Linked DNA regions of Mus musculus: regions 2 and 3 are each linked to region 1. Evidence: chromatin loops called from intact Hi-C (ENCODE). Cell type or tissue: left cerebral cortex. All regions are shown on one strand.

Region 1 (8,000 bases):
AAAAGACAATCCTCAGGTTCCACCTCAGGTTTACTGAGTGTATTCCAGAAGTGGAACTCTAAATTTAATTTTTAAATGTAACTTTAAAGCATCTCAGGTAATTCTATAGATAATAATGTTTGAGAGCCATGGTGGTAGTGGTCTGAGAGACGTGTGCGAAAACATGCCAGGGAAAAAATGTCAACTGGGGACATTTTTAGAGACATAGATAAAGAGAAAAGAAAGTGAGTATCTACCCAAAGCCCACCATGCTGGTTAACTGAGAGCTGGGGATCACTACTCTCTGGAAGCAGAGCAGCTTTCTGCAGCCTTTGCTGACATTCCTCTCATGGACTATGGAAGATATTCCAAGTGGCTTCCAAAATATGATGCATAGTGTGTGTGTAGCATGATGAACATTTGACTAAGGATGGGGTGAGAACTGTTTTCTGATAAAAAAAATTTCATCAGAAAAAATATAATTCTGAGAATCATATAAAACAAAACCAAAGGGAAACTGGCCTTGGTCTAGGAATCCTAGCTCCTAATGTTAGAACTCTAATTTCTTCGTTTCCACAGGAATTAATTGTGTAGCAATTTAATATAGTCAAAGGATTTTTTTATTACTTATACCTTTGGAGGAATCAAAATATGACTGGGTTTGAGATTTTGGCTTTCTGATCTGAGAATTCTTTATGTATGTATATAATGTGCTGTTTTCAACAGTTCGCAAAACAGCAAAGACTCGCTGACTCATTAATAAGTTTATTGACCATTAATAATTTATTCATGCCCCTGTGTGAGGGCTCAGCTTGCTCATCTGTAAAATGGATACCAGACTGCATCTTATTAAACCAAAATGCCCAAGGCCTTGCAAGAACTTTCTGAAATAAAGGGGTTTATTGAAGCTATTGAAGAGGCTAGGGAGAAATTCTACAACCGCCAAAGTGGGTGAATAGCTAGTTCCCCATATCTAAAAGGGCAGAGTACTTTACACGGAAAACATTGCTGCATACATACTATGTACACTGAGTTTACACTGGCTACTGATAACAAGGGTGGGTTTACCTGAAGCAATGAAGCCTTTGTGATGGGAGATCAAAGAGAAAAAGGCAGGACTTCTGGGTTGGTTAATGATGCAAGGGGCATAGACTGGTGCCTAGGCAGTCAGAGCAGCATTGAATGAAGCTTTTTAATGTACATTCAAGAACAGAAAAATGGTCTTTTGGGAGCCTGTAGCTTGCTACCCAAATAACATCCTATATCATTTCTCTTCTCTCATGTCCCCTGGCCCTTTGTAATCAAATGTAGGACATCTCAGAAGTTTTCTCTTATCAATCTGTCTTCCTGGTCTAGGCTCTTTCCACTCATCCATGATGCTTCCCACACTAGTACCTAACTGAGGTTTATGTGGGAGGATCACATGGGGGAATTTTTGTAAAAGTGCTCCGTAAGCTGTAAAGCACTATACAGATGAAGTGAATTATTATTAGTCTTTTATGGAACTCAGCCATAATGATGCAAAGTGACCCAGAAAAAGGAGAAGAAGAGGGAAAAGGAGGAGAAGAAGGAGAAGGAGAAGGAGAAGGAGAAGGAGAAAAGGAGAAGGAGAAGGAGGAAGAAGAAGAAGAAGAAGAAGAAGAAGAAGAAGAAGAAGAAGAAGAAGAAGAAGAAGAAGAAGAAGAAGAAGAAAAGAAGAAGAAGGAAGAAGAAGACGGAAGAAGAAGAAGGAAGAAGAGGAAAACAGAGTAGGCAAATCTGAAATACCTCCACAGTGCTGGAACATAATCTTACATACATAGTCAGTAGGTCAAGTACTGGGGGAACGAAGAAAAACTCAAAACACAGAGGCTTATACGTCTGCCATATCAGGACTGATAGCAAGGAGGAAGGCCAGGCACTTAAAAGTCAAGGATGGCTGCATCTTCCCATACACAACCAGAATGCCACCAGGAACATAAGGCCTTCACTTGAAAATCACTTGATATGAAAGAACACTAAATATATTTACTAGGGTATTGCCACCGCCACCACCACCACCGCCACCACCACCACCACCACCGCCACCGCCACCGCCCTGTCCCAGGGCAGAGTGAAACGGTGATCCTTACCTTCGGTCCATCAAATGCAGTCTTGTACAAATGGCAGTGAAATTTTTTTCTGAATCTGGTTCACAGTAGATCTAGGCAACTGTCCCCAGCAACCTCTGCAGGAAGCAAGGTCTATAGAATATTGGGCACCTGAGATCTCTGTTTTCGATCTGGAAGGACAAGTTTAATGATACTTGATTTTTAAGCCAAACCAGATTCATCTTCTAATAGTTTCCCCACCCAACACAAAGAGGAAAGAAAATAGAGGAGGGATTATTTATGTGCTGTATAAAATAAATCTATAGAATTTTTTGTCGGTTTCCTAGAATAGGTAGGTATGACTCAAATTTAAATATTCCAATTATATTACATATACTTTTGACACAGACATTTGTCGAATGAGACAAACATACATTGGGAAACACCAAACTTATGAAAAAAAAACATGCAGGAGAAAAAATATTTTCTTCTGAGTGGGTCTTAATTGCCCCTTTTCCCCCTTGCAAATATATTTTTATGCTGAGTGACATTTCCAAAATAGGATTTTCTCTCCATTGCTGAAATGAAGCAAACAAGTTTACTTTCAGAGTCACAGAAATGCCCAACTGTTACGAAAAAAGAAAGTGTTTTCCACTGGCCCCTTGCCTGTCTTTATCCTGGGCAGTCTTGCCTGTTGGCTCCTCCATCTAGGAAGGCCCCTGGGGCTGACTGGTGGAACTGATTGTAAAACTATTTTGTGCAGTAAGAATTAATGTCTTCAGGCTCTGAGACCACCCAGAACATGACCGATCTTTGGCAACTGTCTACTGTTTTCCCCAGTGCTGGGTTCGCTGTTTGCTGAATAACTGACCCTGGTTTCTGACTATCTGAGAAGATATGAAGGGTGTATTTCTTCTAGTAGTTTGTTATTTTAAGATGAAAGGAAGAAAAAAAATCTCTTATCACAAACCTATGAAGAATTCATTTTTACCGGATTATGTTCTGGGGATACAAGAATTCAAGAACCAAGGGAGGCCATCGATTCATCATATAGAGAAAAATTTAAGGGAACAAGTATTTGCTAGAGGCTTTCATGAAAGACTGTCCCTGGGCCTTTGGCATCAAGCCATCCTAGGATGGTAACCATCTCTAGCGACAGAGGTTGTGGGCATCTCGCGGTAAGGCTCACATTGGCTAAGGGAGGCAAAAACTCCTGCGGAGCAGGCCTTGCCTCTTCTCTGCCTGCTACTTTCCTCTCTACTAGCCCAGTCTCTAGACACTAGATGCTCAATAAATGCGGACCCAAATCCGTCACTGAGCCCCAGCGCGTTATTATGGAGTGAGCGGGTTTATCCTGACCCACTACCTCCTCACATCTGCGGAGGCACCATAGCTCGACTAGGGGCTACACCTCCAGCCGCGAAGGAGAACAATCGGTAAGGCGATCTGCCGGAGACACGACCCAGAGCCCGAGGGACCAGGAAGCTGGAGGCTCAGGCCCAGGGCTGGGGACCACCTGACCGCCGCGCTGGGGTTGACAGGAGGCGGGCCGGGCGCGCGAGACCCGCCGGGGTGGGGCGGGGTGGGGCGCAGGCGCGCGCCCGGCCCCAGGCCCCGCCCTCCCCAGCCCGGCACGCTCCGGGAGCCGCGGGGGGAGGGGGACCCGAGAGTGGGCGGCGCCGCGCGCGCGCGCCCGCTTGTCTGACGCGTCCCGCGGGCATGCGCGCCGCCCCCGCCCGCGCCGTCCCCGGGGCCCCCGGCGCGCGGCCCTGCTGACGTCAGCGGGCGGCTGGCGGAGCGCTGCGCAGGACCAGGCGCACTCGAGAGCTGCGCTCGCCTCGCCCCCCCCCTCCCCGCCCGCCCCGGCGCGCGCGCGCGTGCCCTGCCCTCCCTGCCCGCCTCTTCTCGCGCTCCCCGCTGGCCGCGGCTCCCTCGCGCTCTCCCCGTCTCCTGTCCGCTCCGCCGAGCGATGCGAGTTCTGGGCCCCGGCGACGCCGCCTCCCGCTAGAGAGAGCTGCACCCCCCACCCCCGGCCCGGCCCTCTGCCCAGCCCTGCCCCGCGCGCGGGGGTCGGAGAAGGCGCCGCGGACGCATCGACGGCCGAGGAGCGGCGATGCACATGCACTAGCGGCACCCCCTAACTCACTCCCTCCACACCCCGCGCCACCGCCGCCTCCACCTTCTCCGCCTCCGCCTCCTCCTCCTCCGCCTCCGGCAGCCGCGGCAGAAGGACCCACCCTGCCCCCCACCCCACCCTCCGCCGGCTCCGGCTGCGGATCCAGCCTCGACTCCTATTTTATTTATTTTGGGTCGTGCACTAGCCTCGGTGCCTGCAACCCGCGCCTCCCGGGCCCGCGGGCGCCTCCTCTCTCGGCTCCGGAGCCCCAGACCCCGGCTACCCTCACCTCGACACCCCCAGACCCCAGCCAGCCGCCGCTAATCTTCGCCGCTGGAATCTTAATAGAGGCTGTCCTTTTGGGGGGATTCTGGTCTTTCGACAATTTTGTTCCCAGCCAAGGAGAGGATATCGTGATTTTCTCCCCTTTGAGCCCAGGCTCTGCTCTGTGGGGGGGTGGGGGGCGCGCCGACCCGGGGAGTCGTGCCAGCCTAGTCGTGCGGGCTGTGGCAGGGAAGGGGCCACCATGGGATGTACGCTGAGCGCAGAGGAGAGAGCCGCCCTCGAGCGGAGCAAGGCGATTGAGAAAAACCTCAAAGAAGATGGCATCAGCGCCGCCAAAGACGTGAAATTACTCCTGCTGGGTAAGGACCTGGGTAGCCACCCCCGCCCCTCGACCCCCGCCACAGTTCCCAACCCGACTTGCGCCCTGGGAAATCTGGTCCCTGAGTTGGCAACACCTTGTGCCCAGGAGCGCCCACCCTGTGCATGCCTTGAAGCCCCCTTCCCATTTCCATGAGCTGACACTCACCAGTTTCCCCCCCTCTGTGTGTCCCAACAGGGGCTGGAGAATCAGGAAAAAGCACCATTGTGAAGCAGATGAAGTAAGTCCCTGTGTCATTGGGATTTGTACTTTTATTAAGAATAATTTATATCGTTTTTATTATCTTGCTCACCCATATTTGCTCTCCAGGCCTGGTTTTTAATTCGCGCACACACAGAAGAAACCCGAGGTTGCCTCCCCTCCCCCACTCCCTACGTTGGTTCTGGGTCCCCCACCCCAACTCCTGGGGTCGGTGTTTGCGGGGAGGGAATGAGAGCGCCTCTAGTTGTATGAATGACAGTGTCCGCCATATTGATCAGAACATCACACTATTGGCGTGCTTATGATCATAACTCTTGCTCGTGGAGTATTTCGTGTTTCACTGCCTCCATTTCTGTCTCTGCCTCATCTTCTTTCCCCTCCTCCTCCACCCCACCCCTCGAATCCCACTTCCCCCTGCTTCTCTTGAGGCAGTGATTTTGAACTTGACTAAAACATGGAGGGGACCCAGCCCTAGCAGATTGGGGTGGAGGATCAAGTGTTTGCTGTTCACGAGTTTGGTGCTGAATTCCTGGTGGCTGTGGCTTAGACGACCCCCCCCCCCAAAGCGAGCAAGGGTTAGGGGAGGGGGCGTGCACTGGGGAGAAAGGATGGGTTTCCAAGCGGATGTGACAGACACAGCCTTATCCAAGGCAGAGGTGGGAGGGTCTGTGGGGCTAAAAGCCAGTTTCATCTGCCCTCCAGCCCCTCTCCTCCCTGGCCCTCCAGCCTTTGCTCTTCTGACACCCGCAGGTTCCAGTCACTGTGTAGCCTTTATCGTTGTATTTACACTCTGTATTCTACCTTCAATGCGGATTTCAGGCCCTACTTGCCACCGCCCCCTTTCTGCCTTAGATATCAGTTTCCCCTCCTAATTAACTGGGGGTGGATTTGAGTGATGGTTGAAAATTAAAACAAAATGGGATATTCCTTCCTTTCCACATTTCCCCACTTAGGAGCCTCGCCCGTCCTTCCTCCTCTCTGGCTTGCTTCTTGCCCCATCCACTCCACGGTTCCCGGTGAGCCTCCAGGCAGCTCTGCCTGGGGAGGGGTGGCCGGCAGGGAACGGGTGCGTGCCTTCCGGGCCTCCTGGCCCTGTTTCCGTTGGCCTGTCAGTTCGGGACGGAGGAGTTCGTTAGGACCGTTTAGCGAGGATTCCATGTCGCTTTGCTGTGACACCTTCGTGCACACACAGCTCCTAATTAGAGGTTGCTGTGCTGTAAACAAAAATGATTATTTTTCAACTTGACAGAATAGCCGAAGTAATTGCATCCCGTAGGAAAACAATGGAAAATAAAAGCCCCTTTCGAGGGAAGGTGGGTGGGAGACAAATCGTGCTTGTGGTTTCAAAACCAAGAAGCAAAAATTCTTGCATGTGTAACAGGCATGACAAGCGAGTTCCAGGCGGCGCCATGATGGTAGGGAGCAGCGACTAGGAGACAGTTTCTCCCATCTGCTTGGCATGTTCTTATTTGCGTTCGAGAGCTCCCGGGGGCTTTCTTCTCACAGGCCCCTTCGGCTAGCCTCACCCTTCTGAGCCACCAGTAATTTGGCCTGGGGTTTCTCTGGGGCTTGTGCAGTCCAAATGGATGGGGAGGCGGGGCCTGGGGAATTGCTCTTTGCAACAAGGTGCATGTTGCATCTGCCTGGAGCCCTCGCGTGTCGGGAAATGCAAACCGCGCCACCTCTTTCTCCTTAGGGGCAGGTTTCGAAACTTCACAAGTCTGTAATCCACTGTGGCAGGCCGGGAGTCCGGTAGAAGCCTCGGCCTCCTGAGCCAGGGTGAGGTTTCAGGCGTTGTAAGTGGTGGACAGCGCCCAGCCGAGGCTGGAAAAGTCGATGGGGCTGAGCTTGGCTCGGCGGTGTTCGGCTCCGCTCGGCCTGACCTGGGAGCGGGGCTCGGAGGATCTCGACAGTGTTCGGAGCACAGTCGGGGTCCAAGCGGAGAGGGCCGAGCGGCTTCGGCGGCTTCGGAAAGGCCCCGAAGACATTCGGAAACCCTCGGCAGGAGGAGGGCAAAGGAGGTGGAATTGGGGGTGTGGGAGGGGATGGCAAAGAAACTTTGCATCCACCAAAGCAGCTTGCTACCTGCTCTTCCTGAACATGCCTCATAAATTAGGTTGATTTAATAAGAGGTTTAAAAATACGTATCGAGTCCCCAAAAGGGCAACTTGCCTTTTTTATTCAAAGAAAGCTTAGCTCTCTGAGGAGATCCGTGTGCCACTTTAGAATGGAAATTCCTGATTAAGTCCTGGGGCACGAAATCTTAAAGGAAGACTGAGGAGACATTCTGAGGAAAGTCCTGTGCGTCTGACTTATATTGGGTTGCACTGAGGAAGATGGGGTGAAGTGTCCGATGTTTGATTCTATTTAATCGGAAATCAGAACATTTTTCTCTTTTCCTGCATTTCTTCCTTTCTCTATTCCCACAAACACCTTTTCTGTGAAAACTGCCTGTCAAAACTGAGATTTTTTTTTTGTAATTGATTTTTTTTTTGTTTGTTTGTTTCCCTTTAAGAACAAAACGTGCCAGATCTCTTTAGGAAATCGGCTAGGTTTGATCAGAATGTCCACCAGAAATGGGTGTGAGCACGCCAGTTGTGCCACAAAAAACCCAGCTGACCTGCCCTCCTGAAGCATTCATGAATGGCAGTTTTTCCTATGAGCTGAGCCTGAAATAAATCAGATCAGGGACTTGTGCCAAGCCGAATGCAGGACTTGTTTTATTAACCACAAAATGTGAGGTTGGTGTCACTGTATCCCGGTGACAGATTCTTTGGAGTCCTCACTTCCAGAGATGGGTTTTGAGATCACCACTTGAGTGAGAGTCATTTGTAGCCGGGGAAGATTGTACTTTCTGGGTGGGGCCAGCCCAGAAAGCCTCGGTAGCATTTGCAGAAAGCAATTTCCTGTTTCCCTGTGCAATATGATTGGTGACGAGCCCGTCAGGCCATATGTGTAAGTTAATTCAGAT
Region 2 (8,000 bases), 400 kb after region 1:
CATTGTATAACGGCAGAAAGAGGTGTTTTGTAACTTCATCAAAACATTCTGGTATTTTTGGTTTGTTTGTTTTTGTTCTTGTTTTTGAGTTAGTGTGCAAAACAATGTAATAACTTTCAATCTTGGTTTCTTTTTTTTTTTCTTTTCTTTTCTTTTTTTTTCTCCCGAGACAGGGTTTCTCTGTATAGCCATGGCTATCCTGGAACTCACTTTGTAGACCAGGCTGGTCTCGAACTCAGAAATCCGACTGAGACAGGGGTTAATCCCAGTTCTGGGTCTTCTACCAGGTGTGGCGCCTTAGCCTTCTGGCCTGGACCCCAGGCCTGTGGATATCACTTGCTAGCCACTAGAGAACAAAGCCAGACACACAGTGGAGTCTTTTTGTTTGTTTGTTGGTTTGGTTGGTTTTGTTTATGGTTTTTTTTTTTTTTCCCCCCTGAGACAGGGTTTCTCCATGTAGCTCTGGCTGTCCTGGAACTTGCTTTGTAGATCAGGCTGGCCTTGAACTCTCAAGATATGCCTGCTTCTGCCTCCCAAGTGCTGGAACGAAAGGCATGAGCCACCACCATCCAGCACAATGGAACCTTATTAAACACATCTCCATGAGGACAAACACTGGTGGTGGCACTCTGGGGAGGCAGGGGTGGGAAGGAAAGGATGTATTCTTTTTTTTTTTTTTAAATTTATTTATTTACTTATTTTTTTCAGTGCTGGCAATCGAATCCAAGACCTCAAACATGCTAGGTAAACCTTTACATTTTGGGACAAGGTCTCATTAAATTGCCCAAGATTGGCTTCGAACTACACTTTGTATCCCAGGATGGTCCGTTTCCTTTGTAACACACTCAGAACAATGTAAATTCTAGCAATGTTTCTCATTACCCATGGAGGAGCAGGAAGGCTTCCAGGGGGCAGTTGAACAAAGGAGAGTGATTGACAAGCACAAGCCAAGGATGCCCACATTCCACTCCTGTGGGCCAACGTGGTCTGCACCTACTATGGGGGCTTTTCCTGAGCTTAAAGAACACCAAGAAGGGAGCAGAAGGGAGCGACTGGCCATGGAGAAGAGCTGGGAACCAGGAAACCTGCAGTGAGGCCTGGGAGAGTAGACTCTAGACACCATGGACTCTATGTTACAAGAGAGTGGGAGAGTTTCATTCTTCTTTTTAAAACTTATTTATTTGAGATAAGGTCTTGCTAGGTAGCCCTGGCTGGTCTGGAACTTGCTTGTAGCCCAGGCAGGCTGGCCTCAAACTCACAGAGATCTGCCTGCTTTTGCCTTTGCCTTCAAGCTCTGCCATTAAAGGTGTGCATGACCATGTTCAGCTTAATTGTACTTTTATATATTTATTTTTATCACTGCTGGGCTGCAGCCCAGAGTTTCCCCCCTACATGAAAGCAATGGTAGGAAAGTACTCTGCAACCAACTTATACCTCAGCCCCTTTCCTCATCTCTCCTCCAGCCTCCCCCAACTTTGATAGCTCAAGTCATAAATGCTCACGGCAGGAGACTCATAAATTATAGGAAAGAACTAAGACCATCTCCCATCCATGGAGATTCCTAGCTAGCATCAGTGTATGTTCATGGAGAGTATTTTAGATGTTATTAATTTTTAATTATGCAGAATACATGAATACATTCTTGTGAAAAATTCAAACAGTCCAGTTGGTCTCCACTTCTCATAAGCAGCTAGCTCTACCCCTGGCTGCTACTTCCGGCCCTTGCCAGGTAAGCACTTAGCATTCCTGCAGATCGTTTCTGTGCTCTCTGGGAATGTAGACAGCTTTTCTTTTGTTCATTTCCCATTCTTTTTCTGCCATGCTGAGATAAGACTCAGGACCTCTCGAATAGAATACTTTTAAAAATTAGAGTTACATAACAAATTTGGCTTTGTGTCTGTATTTTTCCATCTCACTGGTGAATTCCTTTCTTGTCTGGTTCTGTGGGCACCTATGAAAAAATAATATTTTATGTGGCTTTCTTTTTGAAACAGAAAGCAGAGAGGAGATCACTGCAGGCTTTGGCAGGTGTGCCAACCTTTGGGAAAAGCCAAATTGCTGCAGAAGAGGGAACAGGGTAGAGTCCTGGCTGCTGTTTTTGTCGAGGTCAGGTGCTGGGTGACGGTGGCACACGCTTTTATAAATCTCAGGGCTCTGGAGGCAGAAGCAGGCAGATCTCTGTGCGTTCAAGGCCAGCCTGGTCTACAGAGCTAGTTCCAGGACAGCCAGGACTACAGAGAGAAACCCTGTCCGTGTTACGGGGGAGGGGGAGTGTAGCATTTTCCTTCTCAGAAGAATGAGGCCTGACCTGCACAGCCTTGCCTGCTGCCATCCCACTGCTGGGCAGACAGAAAGACATTCAAGACTGCAAGCCATACTCTTTTACCATACCACATACTGTGTGTTTGGTTTTCTGGCAAGTTGGCTGTAAGAACTCAAATCTTTAAAAATGTAGACTGTTGGAAAAGATGGCTAGATAGAGCTGCGGGAGCTGCTGTTGCTGGCAGGAGTAATTACTCAGTGGGCCGCCCTGGTTAAAGCTGAGCAGGAGTAAACCCTGAACTTGTGTTTTTCATTGATTGGACACACACCATTCCCAAATTAGCATCCTTCTCTGCCCTGTGGTGGTTGTCCCAAGATATGAGCTTTCAGCTGCTTCTACAGCACCAAGCCTGCAGCCTGCTCCTCGACATGATGGTCAGGGACTCACCCTCTGAAACGATAAGCAAGCTCCCATTTAGACTCTTTCTGTTATAAATAGCCTTGATCATAGAGCAAGAGAGCAAAGAACCCTTTTTGCTGTTGTCAGTAGGTAGAACTACCCACGGGGCCAGCCCAGTTAAAGCCAAGCACTGTGAGGTAAGGTGGGAGGAACTGGAGTTCAAGGTGATCTCTTGATTGATAGTTCAGGGCTAGCTTGGGTTGCCTCAATGGGAATGCCTTAAGCCTGCTCCGGCTTTATTTTGTTTTGTTTAATTTTTTTTTTTTTTTTTTTTTTTTTTTTTTTGAGACAGGATCTCAACAAGCTGCCTACGCTGGCCTACGCTCACTATATAGCTCCAGGCTGCTCTTGAACTCACGGACTGCTACCCCAGTCTCCCGATATCACAGCCTTCAGAGAGTGTGAGCTTGCATATGGGTCAACTCTGACTCCCGGTGGCTCTGAATCTGCCTGTGGCCGGAGTTTATCACTCATCTCTCATAGCCAGCGAGGTTGGAAAAGGTTTAGATGTCACAGCCGAGCTGAAATGACTGACCACCAGGAAGAGAACCTACAGAAGAGCTGGTTCCCTCTAACACTGCGTGCCACTCAGGCTTGTTGTCCCTGTTTGGTTCAAATGCTAGTGCCCTGTTCTGTTTAAAAGTCTTGCCCCTGCCTTCAATGCTGGCTGGAGTGTGGCTGGCTGGAGTTCCAAGGTCCATCCTCCGCTAGCAGTCCTTGAGCACCCCCTAATGGACAGAAAGCTGAACTGCCACACTGCGGCCTTCCAGGGCTAAGACCTCCGTGGACACTAGGGAAGCTTGTAGGATGTTTGACAGTTTTGTCCTAGTGAGTGAGGTGGGGAAGCTTCTTTTCCTACTCAGCTCTATAGATCTGTAAAAACAGGCTTTGGCAGAAATAAAAACAACTAATATTTTTGAGTGCCTACTGTATACAAGGCTGTGGTTTCAGCCAGCTAGCCAGCCAGTCAGCCTGCCTGCCTACCTGCCTGCCTGCCTGCCTGCCTGCCTGCCTCCCTCCCTCCCTCCCTCCCTTCCTTCACTGGAACTTGAACCCAGGACCTTGCACATACACGCACTCTCCCAGCGAGCTGCACCCTCAGCACCCTATGTTGTTAACATAATGCCCCTTCCCAGTAGCTTATGGCTATTCTTATAAGAATACCTACTCTGTGTGGAGCTAACTTCCTACTGAATGTGGTGGTGCATGGCTGTGATCCCAGAACTCAGAAGGACAAGGAGAGAGGATTAAATGTAAGACCAGATGGAGTTATACACATTCACACACACACACACACACACACACACACACACACACACACGCGCGCGCGTATATATTCATTCATTCCATAAGTTCTGTTCCTTTAGAGTACCCTGGCTAATACATTTTATTTCGTTTTTTGAGACAGGGTCTCTGTGGCCCCAGAGGGCATGGAACTCATTATGTAGACTAAGTTGGACCCTCTGCCTCTGTCTCTGTCTCTTGAGTGCCAGGATTAAAGGCTTATAAAACTATGCCTTGTGGAATGCCAGGGCCAGGAAGCTGGAGTGGGTGGGTTGGTGAGCAGAGGGTGGGGGGAGGGGATGGGGGTTTTCCGAGGGGAAACCAGGAAAGGGGATAACATTTGAAATGTAAATAAAGAAAGTATCTTAAAAAAACAAAACAAAACTATGCTTTGCAGAAGCGATTACTTTTCTTCCTCCTCTCCCTCCTCCTCCTCTCCTTCCTCCTGTTCCTCCTCCCCTTCCCCCTTCTTCTTCAAGGCAGGGTCTAATGTTGTAGTCCCAGGCTGGCCCTGAACTCCTGGCAGTCCTACTGCCTCAGCCTCCTAAATGCTGGATTTATAGAATTAAGTTCTTTGATTTCTGAGTACAGTGATGGCTACAGTCTAGCCCTGTTTTGTTTTTTGTTGTTTTTTCCTTTGCTTCTTGGAGATACTTTCCTTTTGTCATTTTTCCCCCTTGAAACATCAGCTGCAAATAGTCAACCACAACATAGCCCACAACATAGCCCACAACATAGCCCACAACATAGCCCACAACATAGCCCACAACATAGCCCACAACATAGCCCACAACATAGCCCACAACATAGCCCACAACATAGCCCACAACATAGCCCACAACATAGCCCACAACATAGCCCACAACATAGCCCACAACATAGCCCACAACATAGCCCACAACATAGCCAGGTGGGCCTCAAAACAGACAGCTCTGTGGAAAGAACACAATTGAAAATGGAGGGTAATTTGAGCCAATCAAGAAGGCAGAGTCCCCTGGAGATAAAAGTTTCCACAAAACCCAAAATCACATCTCCCAAGCTCCCTTGGTTCATGTTTTACCCACAGATGAGCCTTCCTGTCGGGGAAACAACATTTTTCCCCCCAAATCTGGAATAATGAAAAGAGAGAGAGGGAGAGAGAGAGAGAGAGAGAGAGAGAGAGAGAAAGGCTCCAAGCCTTGTCAATCTAGTTCATGTTTCTTTTTGGCAGATTCAGCATCAGTGACAAATTGCCCAATCTGACATAAACAAAGTTGACAGACATTGGCAGAGTGTCTCTACACAGCAGCAAAGGAGACATGTGTGGGATGATCGGGTTCCCTCCCCTCCCCCATTTTTTCTTTTCCAACCAACCATCAATATATTTAATAACAAATAAAACAACTAGATATTTGGAAGAAAAAAAAAAAAACCCTACCCTTCACAGCGCTGTTCAAATCCCAGCAACCACCTGGTGGCTCACAACCATCTGTAATGGGATCTGACACCCTCTTAAGGCGTGTCTGAAGACAGCTACAGTGTACTTAGGTATAAAACAATAAATAGATTTTTTTTAAGAATGCATGTAAATTCTATTGCCTCATTTGATGATCTTTGCAGTGTCAGCAGGGCCTTGGGCAGACTGGGAAGGCACACAACCCCTGCCTGAGCTATGGCCTTAGCCCAAGTCTATACTGAACTGGATTTTTTTTTAAAGACTTATTTATTTTATTTACATGGATACACTGTCGCTGTCTTCAGACCCAGCAGAAGAGGGCATCGGATCCCATTACAGATGGTTGTGAGCCACCAGGTGGTTGCTGGGAATTGAACTTGGAACCTCTGGAAGAGCAGTCAGTGCTCTTACCCGCTGAGTCCTCTCTCCAGCCCGATGAACCAGATTTTACTGAGAAACAATTTCATGCCATAAAACGCACGAATCCTACCATGCAGCTCAGTACAGTTTTGCATATGTGGACTGCTGTACGCGCATGCTCACCACAAGGCTCTCTTCATCACATCAACATTTCTAGGAAAGACTATTCCCAACCCTTTCACTGCAGACCAGCGAGGTGTGTTCCTCAGCTTGATGTAACTGGGGTCTCACATTATTGCTCTTATACGTCTGGCTCTGGGCCGACAGCGGTTTAGGAGACCCACCAGGCAGCAATCTGTATAGCCATGCCACCGTCCACACACCCCTTCAGTTCTTGTTGATGGACCATGGAAAACTAGCTGTTTCCAGTTTTGAGTTGTTATGAATAAAGCTGCTATGTACATTTTGATAGAAGCATTTCTGTGTAAACACATTCCCGTGCCCCTGTCTCTTAGGTAAGTAAATATGTAGTGGCAGAATGGCTGGGTCTTGGGTGGTAATGTACATACGTACTTACGTGCGTGCGTGCGTGCGTGCGTGTGTGTGTGTGTGTGTTTAAGAGGTTGCTAGTTTTCTGGAGCTAGCTATTTCTGTACAATTTTCTGTTCCCTCTGGAAAAGAATGAGAAAGGCAGTTCTCTGACTCATACTTGTTGCCTTTGAACTGTGGCGGCCTCTGTTGTGCCGGGGTATTAGCGTTAGTATAAGGTAAGAGTCGGTGTGTTGGGATTAATACAGGACACATGGCCCTGGTCTCCATTGACTCATTCTTCTGCAATGAGCTCAACATATGGCCTTGAAGAAACGTAAACCCCCCGTTTGCCTGCTTTTACAGCACTGGTGAAATGAGACCATTACTGATGCCACTCCCCAACAGCCACTGTATGTGTTGCACGAGGACAATTCTTGTAGAGGCCTCTCGTCCCAGAACATTGCACAGAGTTGGTGCTCAATTGTTGATTCCTATGGTATTTATCGACTTGCAGACTCTTGGGTCTGCTCTTTAACAGATCCCAGTTGGAGAGAACAGCTTTAGGTATCTTAGGCTCTGTCAGGTTTGACAGCATCCGAAGATGTGATTTGCATTATGGAGTAGGGACTGTCAGCTCTCTTCAACCAGACACAGCCTTCCTTCTTCTCTTTAGGCTAAGTCTGCACTAAGGATGGCAAATCGTAGGTATGGAAAGACCTGAGTCAATCAACCAGACACGCACCTTACTGCTGGACTGCTAATAGTTGAGCAAGCAAGGTTCCTCAGTGATTCAACTGATTATCCCAAACTCAAATGTCCTAGGCAGTATGGCCTGCTCCTAACAGCCTTCCACTGAGGCCGGACTTGCTCTTGGCATCCTTCACACCAGCTTCCTGGCATGCCTGCTGCCTTGCCAGGAGCTCCTGCTCCAGCAGAAGCCAATTTGCCATCCTTGATAATGTCGAATCACCTTTTGTACAAGTTGAAATTAAACCCATGCAGAGGGCAAAGCTGGTGCCTTCCCTTCTAAGCTTTTAATGTCTCTTGGAGAATACGGCTGATGGCTCAGCCGCCGATCACAAAGCTTTATGTAATTTGCTGCCACCCACTATGAAATCATTTCTGGCAGCAGCAGCTTGAGATAGGAGAGCAATCGGTGTGGTGGGGGAGGTGTCTGTCTGTCCTTTACAAAGTATTTCTAGCTTTGTACTCCATAAGGGGCTTAGTACATAATGGGGGGTGGCGGGATAGCAAAACGGGAAATCAGAATTGCGGACTTCGAACAGTGGGGGCGGGGGGGGGGCGGGGAGGCGGCGTTCGATGAGTTTTGGGTCACCAAAAACGATTTCAAACTCCACAGCTATTTTATTGAAGTGTAATGAATAATATATTCATGGCGAAATGCACAGATCTTAAATGTGCAGCTTAATACATTTTTAAAAAGTGAATACCCCCATGTGCTCGGCAGCCAGATTAAGAGGCAGAACATTTTCAGATCTGAGAAGATTCCTCCTTCCCTTCCCAGCCAACTCCCCCTTTCCACTCCAAAATAGACACCATCCTGACATCCATCACCACAGATTAGCAATTAGCTTTGCCTGGTGTGAACTCTATGCTAATGGAATCTTCCGTTTGTGTCTTCATTCTTTTCCTTCACATTCTGTGAGA
Region 3 (8,000 bases), 220 kb before region 1:
GCCTGACTCGGATTCGGTAACATGCCCCACTAACATGGAAACCTCAGAGTGTACTTCAAGATCTAACATGAGACCTTACCCTTCTGGAGAAGTCTCTCTAACCAGCCGCTGTCCCCAGCAGGGCTGGGCATCCCCTTCTTTGACTTATCCTGCCAGGAGCATAACACTAGTCCAACCATAGCCCTAAGTAGCATGTGCCTCTGAGTCTCACTCTCCCTGGGCTGGGAACTCCTGGAAGGCATGGACCATTGATTGGGCTGCCAAGTTCTTCCCAACACAGTGTAGGACATGGAAGCGCTCAACCCACCCCCTCCCCTACCCCCCACCCTCCCCTGATGATGCTGCCAACACCTTCACACCTCAGACCTTGCCTGACAAAAACTCACTTGTACCTCAGGGACTGCCTGAGGGAAGAGTGACAGAAGGAAGTGACTGTACCACAGGGGAATATCCACGGCAGGAAGATCTGCTGCAGAGCATAGCTGCTACTCTGCAGTTAATTCCCCACATGACCTTGAGAAGAGTCATCCCCCAAGGGCCCTCCTCTCCATCAGCAAAACTATCCCTATGGTCCCCGGCTCCTAATAATCTGCTAGGCACATGCTACACCTATGCACCAAACAAGTCACCTTTCCCATAATTTAAGATTTTAATTTAATTTTAACAGATATAGCAAAATACGATGGAGAAACTATATTCCTTTTCCCATTCCTGTTGTCTTTTCCCCCTCCACTTCAAATCATTTCCCTCTTTTTGAATATTGAGTCCCATGAGTAAATACACGTCATCATCTCTGAGCTGCCAGCAATGTAGATTTTGTAGGTACCAGCAAAAGAGGGAGCAGCCATCCTTTCGGTCCATCACTGGACACTGTCTTACCTTTCAAAGTAGGATGAGTTCTGGCCATCGATAATAGGCCCTGGAGCACCGCTCGCCTTTCATGTCAACCTCGCCAGCTTCTCTCTCTGCTCACTGTTCATGCTGAGATTCTCCAAGGACAACTGTGTTTGGAGAACCATGAAATAAGTTATTTGCCCTTTCAAGGAAGTGAGCGCTATTCTCAGGCTTAAAGAAGGCAATGGATTCCTGGAATCCTGGCTGGGAAACTTACGGAGTTGAAAGGAAACTTAAAACACACAGATGCAGTCAAGGAGACTGAGACTCCTTTATATGAAATGATAGAAATACCAACTAATTTTGGCTAACTTGGAGAAAATGGTTCGTTGTCCGATCTGGCTTGGTTTGGTTTGGTTTAAAAGCCAAAAATGTAAGAAACATCTACTGACGTCAGGAATGACATGAAAGGGAAAGAGTGAGAGAGAGAGAGAGAGAGAGAGAGAGAGAGAGAGAGAGAGAAGAAACAGTGTGGGGGTGGGTAGAGAGGTACAAAAAAAGGATCTCAGAGAAATTTGGGGAGGGGAAATGATTAAAATATATTATATGAAAAAATCTTTTCAAAACATAATAAATAAAATCAGAGGAGAGTCTGATTTTAAATATGAAGAAAATAAAAAAATCTTCAACAAATGGATAGCTCCCATGAGTGGTTACAGTAACGTTCTCCCTAACAAGGGAAAAGATGCATTCTTTTTAAGAGTGCATTAAGCTCATGCCAGTGGAAGCCAGAGGCATGGATCTTGGAACACACACTAACCAGTTCAGAATAACGGCCACATCAAATACATTCCAAGCTGTAGCAGAATTTATTTGGATTATCAGTAAGAAAGATAAGAGAGGGAGAGAGGAAGGGAGGGAGGGAGGGAGGGAGGGAGGGAGGGAGGGAGGGAGGAAGAGAGGAAGGAAGGAAGAGAGGAAGGGAGGAAGGAAGGAAGGAAGGAAGGAAGGAAGGAAGGAAAAGAAGAAAGGAAGGAAGGAAGAAAAAGAAGGAAGGAAGGAAGGAAGGAAGGAAGGAAGGAAGGAAGGAAGGAAGGAAGGAAGGAAGGAAGGAAGGAAAAAAAGACTGTCAAAAAGAAATTGGAAAATACTTGAAGTGAATTGAAATTGACATACAGCATACCCAAGTTGGCAAAAGGCATCTAAAACCTGGGGAGTGTAGGGTTGATGGATGTTGTCTCCTTAGATGTGTGTGTGTTAGGAAGAAGAAGCATCTCAAAGAGGTAGCCTGGGAGTCTACAAGAAATTTAAAACAAAACAAAACAGACTAACCCCAAAAAATCAGAAAGAAAAGAGCACAGTATGAAGAGAAGGCTAGAGAGACTGCTCAGCAGCTCTGAGCTCTTCCAGAGGACCTGAGTTCAGCTCCCAGCACCCACAGAAAGTCCTCATGGGCACCTACACATGTGACAAACAGACACTTAAAAGGAAACAAAGATAAATCTTTTGGAAGAGCACAATAAAGCTACTGTAAAAACTAAAAATTTAAAAGGAATACAATAGATCGATCAGGCTAAGAGTTCTTTAGTTAATGCCTCTTATGCCCTGATCTTGGGAGCTACTGTATGTTCAGTAATCTAGGCAATGTGGGTCAATCAGCGGGCACATGGGTCACGGGCTACTGTAATGTTCCATGTTTAGTCTAGGGGGTATGTGTCAGCCACAGGCTGACATGAAGACAGTGTGAAGGAGGTTTGAGGACATCGGACTCTTCTGCATTTGATTATGGCAGTGGATATATGAATCTATACAGGAGTTAAAACCCATGGGATTGTATAACTCCTGAATAGTTGGTGCTGCTGTGACCTGTATAGCCTTGGTTTCCATTTAATTTACTTAGCACAAGCTTTTTTTTCCTCTATTACTTTAAAAAGATTTTATCTTAAAAATCAACTCCCAAAGTGTTAAGCCAGCTCAGTGGGGATAAGAAAATGTTTTTGACAAGTGATGCTCGAAGGACTCTCATCCGTGTGGAATCCTGAGTCCCCCTTCTCTACCCATGAAAATAACTTCAGGCAGATCACCGGCCTAAGCACAAAGCTGAAAACCATGAAACTTCCCAAAGAAAACGCCAGGGGAAATAAATACCTGCAGTCTGAGCCTGAACAAAGATGATCTGAGAACATTAAAAGAACCCTAAATGTGAATCAAAACAGTAGATCACGGGACTTAGTTCTTTTTTTTTTTAATCCGTGCTTTTAAGAAGACATCATCTGGACAATGAAGTAGGAAACCTCAAATTTGGAGAATGAGTTGTAAAACTGTATACCTGACAAAGTTGTATCAAATATATAAAGAGCTCCGACAAATCAATAATAAAATATCAGGACAGCTTTTTTAAAAGTGGGTAAGAGCATGGAGGCTACCTCACAAAGGAAGATTATTAATAAGATTAATAAGACACAATTAAATCCATGGCATTTTAGCTGTGGGTGTGAATCCTTACCCACCATTAATGATTATCATGGAAAACACTGGCAACACAAATATGGAGTCTGTGGGCCAAAGGGCACTGCCATGCCTCTATTAAATGAATACTAAATGATGCAGCTGTCTCAGGCAACTGTTTGACAGTTTCTTCTGAATGTATGCTTCTAGGGATCACGTGCTCACAGTGGTGAGCCGGACTGGAAACCCTGAGAGGAGAGCAGAGCGTGGTCTCCCATTGAGGATGCTCTATCTCGGGTTTTGGTTTAAGATGATTACAATCAGCCTGGCACGCGCCACTTAAGAGACACAAGCATCTGGTGACTATTAACTAAACTCAGTCATGAAAAAGGAAATAAGCCATTTGTGGATACAGTGCGTTGTGCAAATCACTTTACCCATTCTCCAGTACTCTCATTGGTTCTTCCTAAGAACCCAGAGATGGTTTTACAAACACAGAACCTAGAAGATCCAAAGGCCAGCGTGATTCCCAGAGCCACACCCCAAGCTTTGGCCAGAGGACCGCAAGAAAGTAGGAGCTGGGACCCCACATCTGAAGTCCCTCACATATTGCCTTGGTTTCCAAGCTGCATCTCCCTCGCTCTCGGGTGTTGCAAGTTTGCCCAAGGGGCACAGTAAATATCATTCTCCGCAGTTTCCATTACTTGACTCTGTCCATAAATTCAAATTCTGCGTAGTTTCCCTGAAACGTTTGAGAACGGCAGCCGCCGGAAATGCCAAAGCATGAACAGGTGTGGCTTCCTTCCTCGTTTGAAATTTCCCGTTTTCACGCTTGCCAAGCGCTAAGAGACTCCCGACATAGCTACTAATGCTGAGTGTGCATGAGAGAAAGAGGACTGGGAAGGGACAGGCTAAAGTCAAGGTCTGCCGCCAGCCACCAAGTGACGTCATCCTAGGCATTCCCCATCTTTGACGTCACCCTAGGCGTTCCCCATCTTTGAGTGTCAGTTTCCTCACCTGCAATGCAAGGAGCCTGGACCGGAGGGGTTTTCTGTAAGCATTTGTGGCTGCAGGTTTAGTATTCTGCTATAACCTCTCATACTAGCATTTCTTAGACCAAAGGAAAAATGAGGTGCCATTGGGCTGAAAGAGACTCGCCTCTGTATATCCTTGATTGATCATCTTCCAATCCCGTGTCCAAGGAGAGATAAGGAATCAGGCAGTCTCACTGTGTTGTGTGGGCAGGAGGGGGGAGGGTTAAGAGAGAGAGAGAGAGAGAGAGAGAGAGAGAGAGAGAGAGAGAGAGAGAGAGAGAGAGAGACTTGGGGGGATTTATTTGGTTTGTCTGCCTGGATAAAGCCTCTCCCCAGGCCCAGAGCATCTTTCTCCATGCCGGTGCAGTGCCGTCTTTACCACTAGGTGGCAGTAGCCGTCACTTGACAAAGAAAAGGGTGTGGGAAGAGCCAGGGGACCTGCCTGCTTGGAGAAAACTAGGCCAAAGCCTGCTTGTTACATCACTTCTAATCGAAACAGCAGGTTACGTCTGGATTTTTCTTTATTACAGGCAACAATGCTAGGAAGCTTCCTGGCTCCTGTGCATTTCAACACTAAATGTTCGACCTGAAATCAGACATGCAATTCCCAGACCCTGGGCTTGGCAGCAGCAGCCCTGCCTACTTTTCCCTGTGTGCAGGTTTCCCTTCCCGAGGCTTCTTGCTGCCTGCCCCATCACGCTCACAGTCATACTTAAAATGTAGCTCTTGCCTTACATTTTAATCGGTTTCCTTCACCAAGTACTTACTGGCTAATACCACTTAGAATGGAGTAGTTATTTACTGAGCACTGAAGTGATTTGAATATAAAATGTCTCCCACAGGCTCCTGTGTTTGTTAAATGCTTGGTCCTCAGCTGGTGGCACTATTTAGGGAGCTCCTCCCCCTCTCCCCAAGTAGTAGGTCACTGGGAAATGCCTTTAAAGGTTATACTGGTACCAGCCCCTTGCTTTCTCTCTGCTTCCTGTCTATCAGGAGGTGTACAGCTTCCTCCTCATACATTCTAGCCATCACCATGCTCAGAACAAAGTCCTTGGGACCACACAACCATCAACCATCGGCTGAACCTTCTAGAACTATGAGCTAAAACACATCCTTCCTCCTCAGACAGTGTCCTCTCAAACAGTTGGTCAGTGCTAACAAGCTGTCTAATAAGTGTTCTTACTAGGTGCAGAAGCATCATTTGAAATAAGGTTCATATTAATGGCCCTGAGATCAGTAGCTTCCCTATGGCCCTACAATAAGGCAGTGTTTGAGCCCTGCTCTGTGTGCTTCCAGGGACTCGCCCCCTCCCCCCATCTGCTCTTCCTACAAAGAGAAATTGGGCTGCCAAAGGCAAGGGGGCATCAAACACTCCGGGAACCTATAAGTTCCAATGTGGCTACAATTCGGCCACCTCAACCCATGCCATTCAGATCTCAGTGGGTTTGTTCTGTAGTTAGATCCGGTGCTCACTGAGGCCCTGTGATGGAATTCACTGTTTGTTGAACCTGAAGCAGCAGCACCCCTAAAGCAAAGACAGTTTAATTGGTCAGTATTTGCCATGCCTGCCTAGTTACCTAAATGACCTGGGGGGGGGTAACCTAAAAGTGTCGGTCTTTGGACCCCAATACAGATCCGCTGAAACCACATCTGCCTAGCAATCTAATTTTTTTAGCAAGTGAATCAGATGATTCTAAAGGATCAGAAAGTTAGGGTACCACCCTGGGTGGTTGTCATGGCTCCCAGCCCTGTCCCAGTCGATCCCACCACCACCACTGGATGGACTCTTGGCCCAACTCTACAGACTCTGCAAACCTGCCCTCTGCCTCCAGCCCAGCTCCTCGAGCCTCCCCAGCCCACAAGCATGTGAAAATGCCTTCCTTCCTGCTGGGCACTTAAGTTCTCAGGGGAGCTGAGATGGCTTAAATAATGAATGGAATTTTCAGCAGCATTTGGAATTCACTTAAGCAAAGGAAACTCAATAGCCAGAGCGCTCCTTAAGATCCATCCTTTCTCTGGGTGGGAAGGAAGCCGGACAGCTTCTCCCTGATTTCCTAACATACAGATCAGGATACTTCAGTCAGACTTGACTCCTGGCTTCCATATTGCTCATCTGGAAGCTATCATTTCTTCCACTGCCCTAGTGGAGATTTTGAGAATCCCTGAGTTCAGATGGTATTTCAGACCCTGGGGCAGGATGACTGACCCCTATATCTCCATGGAAATCTTCATAGAAACAAACAAACAAACAACAAAGAAGCCCCCAGGCACCACCTAGCCCAGTCCTCTGTCTTCTGATCGAAATCTTTCTTTGCTGTTCCTAATTAAAGTTATCAGAAAGCATTAAATGAGCACAGTTTGCTGGGTGGTGTATTTGGGTTGGTTGGTTAGTTGGTTGGTTAGTTGGTTGGTTGGTTGGTTGATTGATTTTTTTGGTTTGTTTGTTTTTGGTTTTGTTTTGTTTTGTCTTTTGATTGTCTTGTGTTTTTTGTTTGTTTGGTTGGTTTTTTTGATTGTTTGTCTTCTTCCTGCCACAGTCTCTATCTCAGGCCCCGGAAATAACCTCACTCACCAGAACCAGACCTGACCTTTATATCGCTAAACCAAGCCTTTGGGTTAAGGAAGTAATGTGTGAAGAGTTAATATCCCTGCCTGGGCTGAAAGACTGCTGTATCAGTCAGCAATTGATGTAATAACAACACATAACAACTACCCCAATACCTGGTGACTCAGAGCACAACACAAACCAGCCCCAGTCCCACTGCAGTGCCCTCCTGGACATCTTTCCAGCCCTTGCTCCCCTCCTGTTTGCAGACTCATCAAATAGTATCACAGAACAATCTTGCCAGCCTGGTGATTCTCTTTCTGGTTTCAGGCACATGACAAAAAATTCTAAGACACGATGAGACCATATAAAATTAGAAAGAGGCTGGAGAGAAAAAAAAGACAAAACAAAACATGTAAGCTGCAGAGAAACCAAGGACAGTGACAAACTGAAATGCACAGGAAGGGCTGGAGGATGGAAGGGGGGAGCACTGTACCCAGATCTTAATTAAAATATACAAATTGTAAAAAATAAAATTTTTAAAAAGTCCTAAAAGAAAATTCTAACTAAAATCCTAAGGTATATAAGGATGTAAATGCTCAGACAGAGAAGAAGGATAATCCTGTCAGAAAGCAAGAAATAAAAGAAAAAATAACGGATTTTAATATTTTCACCAGAGAGAAACTGGACACAAGTCAGCATAGGTCAATAGCTCAAAGTGCATCAGCCTTTTACGATGGGTTAAATGTACGAGAACACAACTTAATATGAATAAAATGTGCTCAACACTGACAGAAGGAAGTGTTTCAGTAAGTGTGAATGGGTCAAAATTCCTACTGAGTGACAGAGATTGTTAAAGTAGAATCTTAATATAAAATACAGCTAAATGTGGCTTATTAGTCATATACAAAGCAAAACCTCACTAAAAGAGTGGAAAATGTATTTATGCCAATTCTAATTAAAACAATGTACTCCGAGGATAATTATGAGTTAAGGTGAAGATGAAAGGAGCTAGGGAAGAGCTATTCCAACTTGATGAAATAAACTATCAAGGGGTTGGGTGTAACTCAGAGGCAAAGTGTTTGACCAGTATCAACAGCGGCCTTTGTTTAATCCTAGCACCACAAAAGCAGATATGC

The links. Peaks named below come from ENCODE experiments on the same cell type or tissue, not always from the same donor. Only the 100,000 strongest peaks of a DNase experiment are listed, where the experiment ranks them.
Region 2: a loop joins it to region 1, with 2.7 times the contacts of the local background. A loop is called at or near these places in 2 of 42 quality-filtered maps.
Region 3: it touches region 1 in a loop (9-fold over the local background); 7 of 42 quality-filtered maps call a loop at or near these places.

The regions. Positions count from the first base shown.
Region 1 is chr8:93,806,646-93,814,645 of GRCm38, forward strand. It overlaps Gnao1 (guanine nucleotide binding protein, alpha O), which reads left to right and starts at 4,193. Exons shown (of 9, transcript NM_010308.3): 1 at 4,193-4,808; 2 at 5,006-5,048. The coding sequence starts at 4,691. 4930488L21Rik (RIKEN cDNA 4930488L21 gene) reads right to left here and starts at 6,910. Exons shown (of 1, transcript NR_026888.1): 1 at 5,049-6,910. In left cerebral cortex, no CTCF peak of the experiment used is centred here; DNase peaks (open chromatin) are centred at 1,374, 3,711, 3,983, 4,783 and 6 more places; H3K4me3 peaks cover 4,663 bases; H3K27ac peaks cover 4,943 bases.
Region 2 is chr8:94,202,508-94,210,507 of GRCm38, forward strand. No RefSeq gene overlaps it. Among named protein-coding and RNA genes, the nearest start is that of Nup93, 8.1 kb to the right of the region's middle. In left cerebral cortex, a CTCF peak has its summit at 3,462 (motif pointing left); DNase peaks (open chromatin) are centred at 3,444, 3,968, 6,687, 7,434 and 1 more place; H3K27ac peaks cover 1,538 bases.
Region 3 is chr8:93,587,329-93,595,328 of GRCm38, forward strand. It overlaps Gm26843 (a long non-coding RNA gene), which reads right to left. Exons shown (of 10, transcript XR_003947433.1): 9 at 880-1,001. Among named protein-coding and RNA genes, the nearest start is that of Ces5a, 55 kb to the left of the region's middle. In left cerebral cortex, a CTCF peak has its summit at 4,708 (motif pointing right); a DNase peak (open chromatin) is centred at 4,720; H3K27ac peaks cover 774 bases.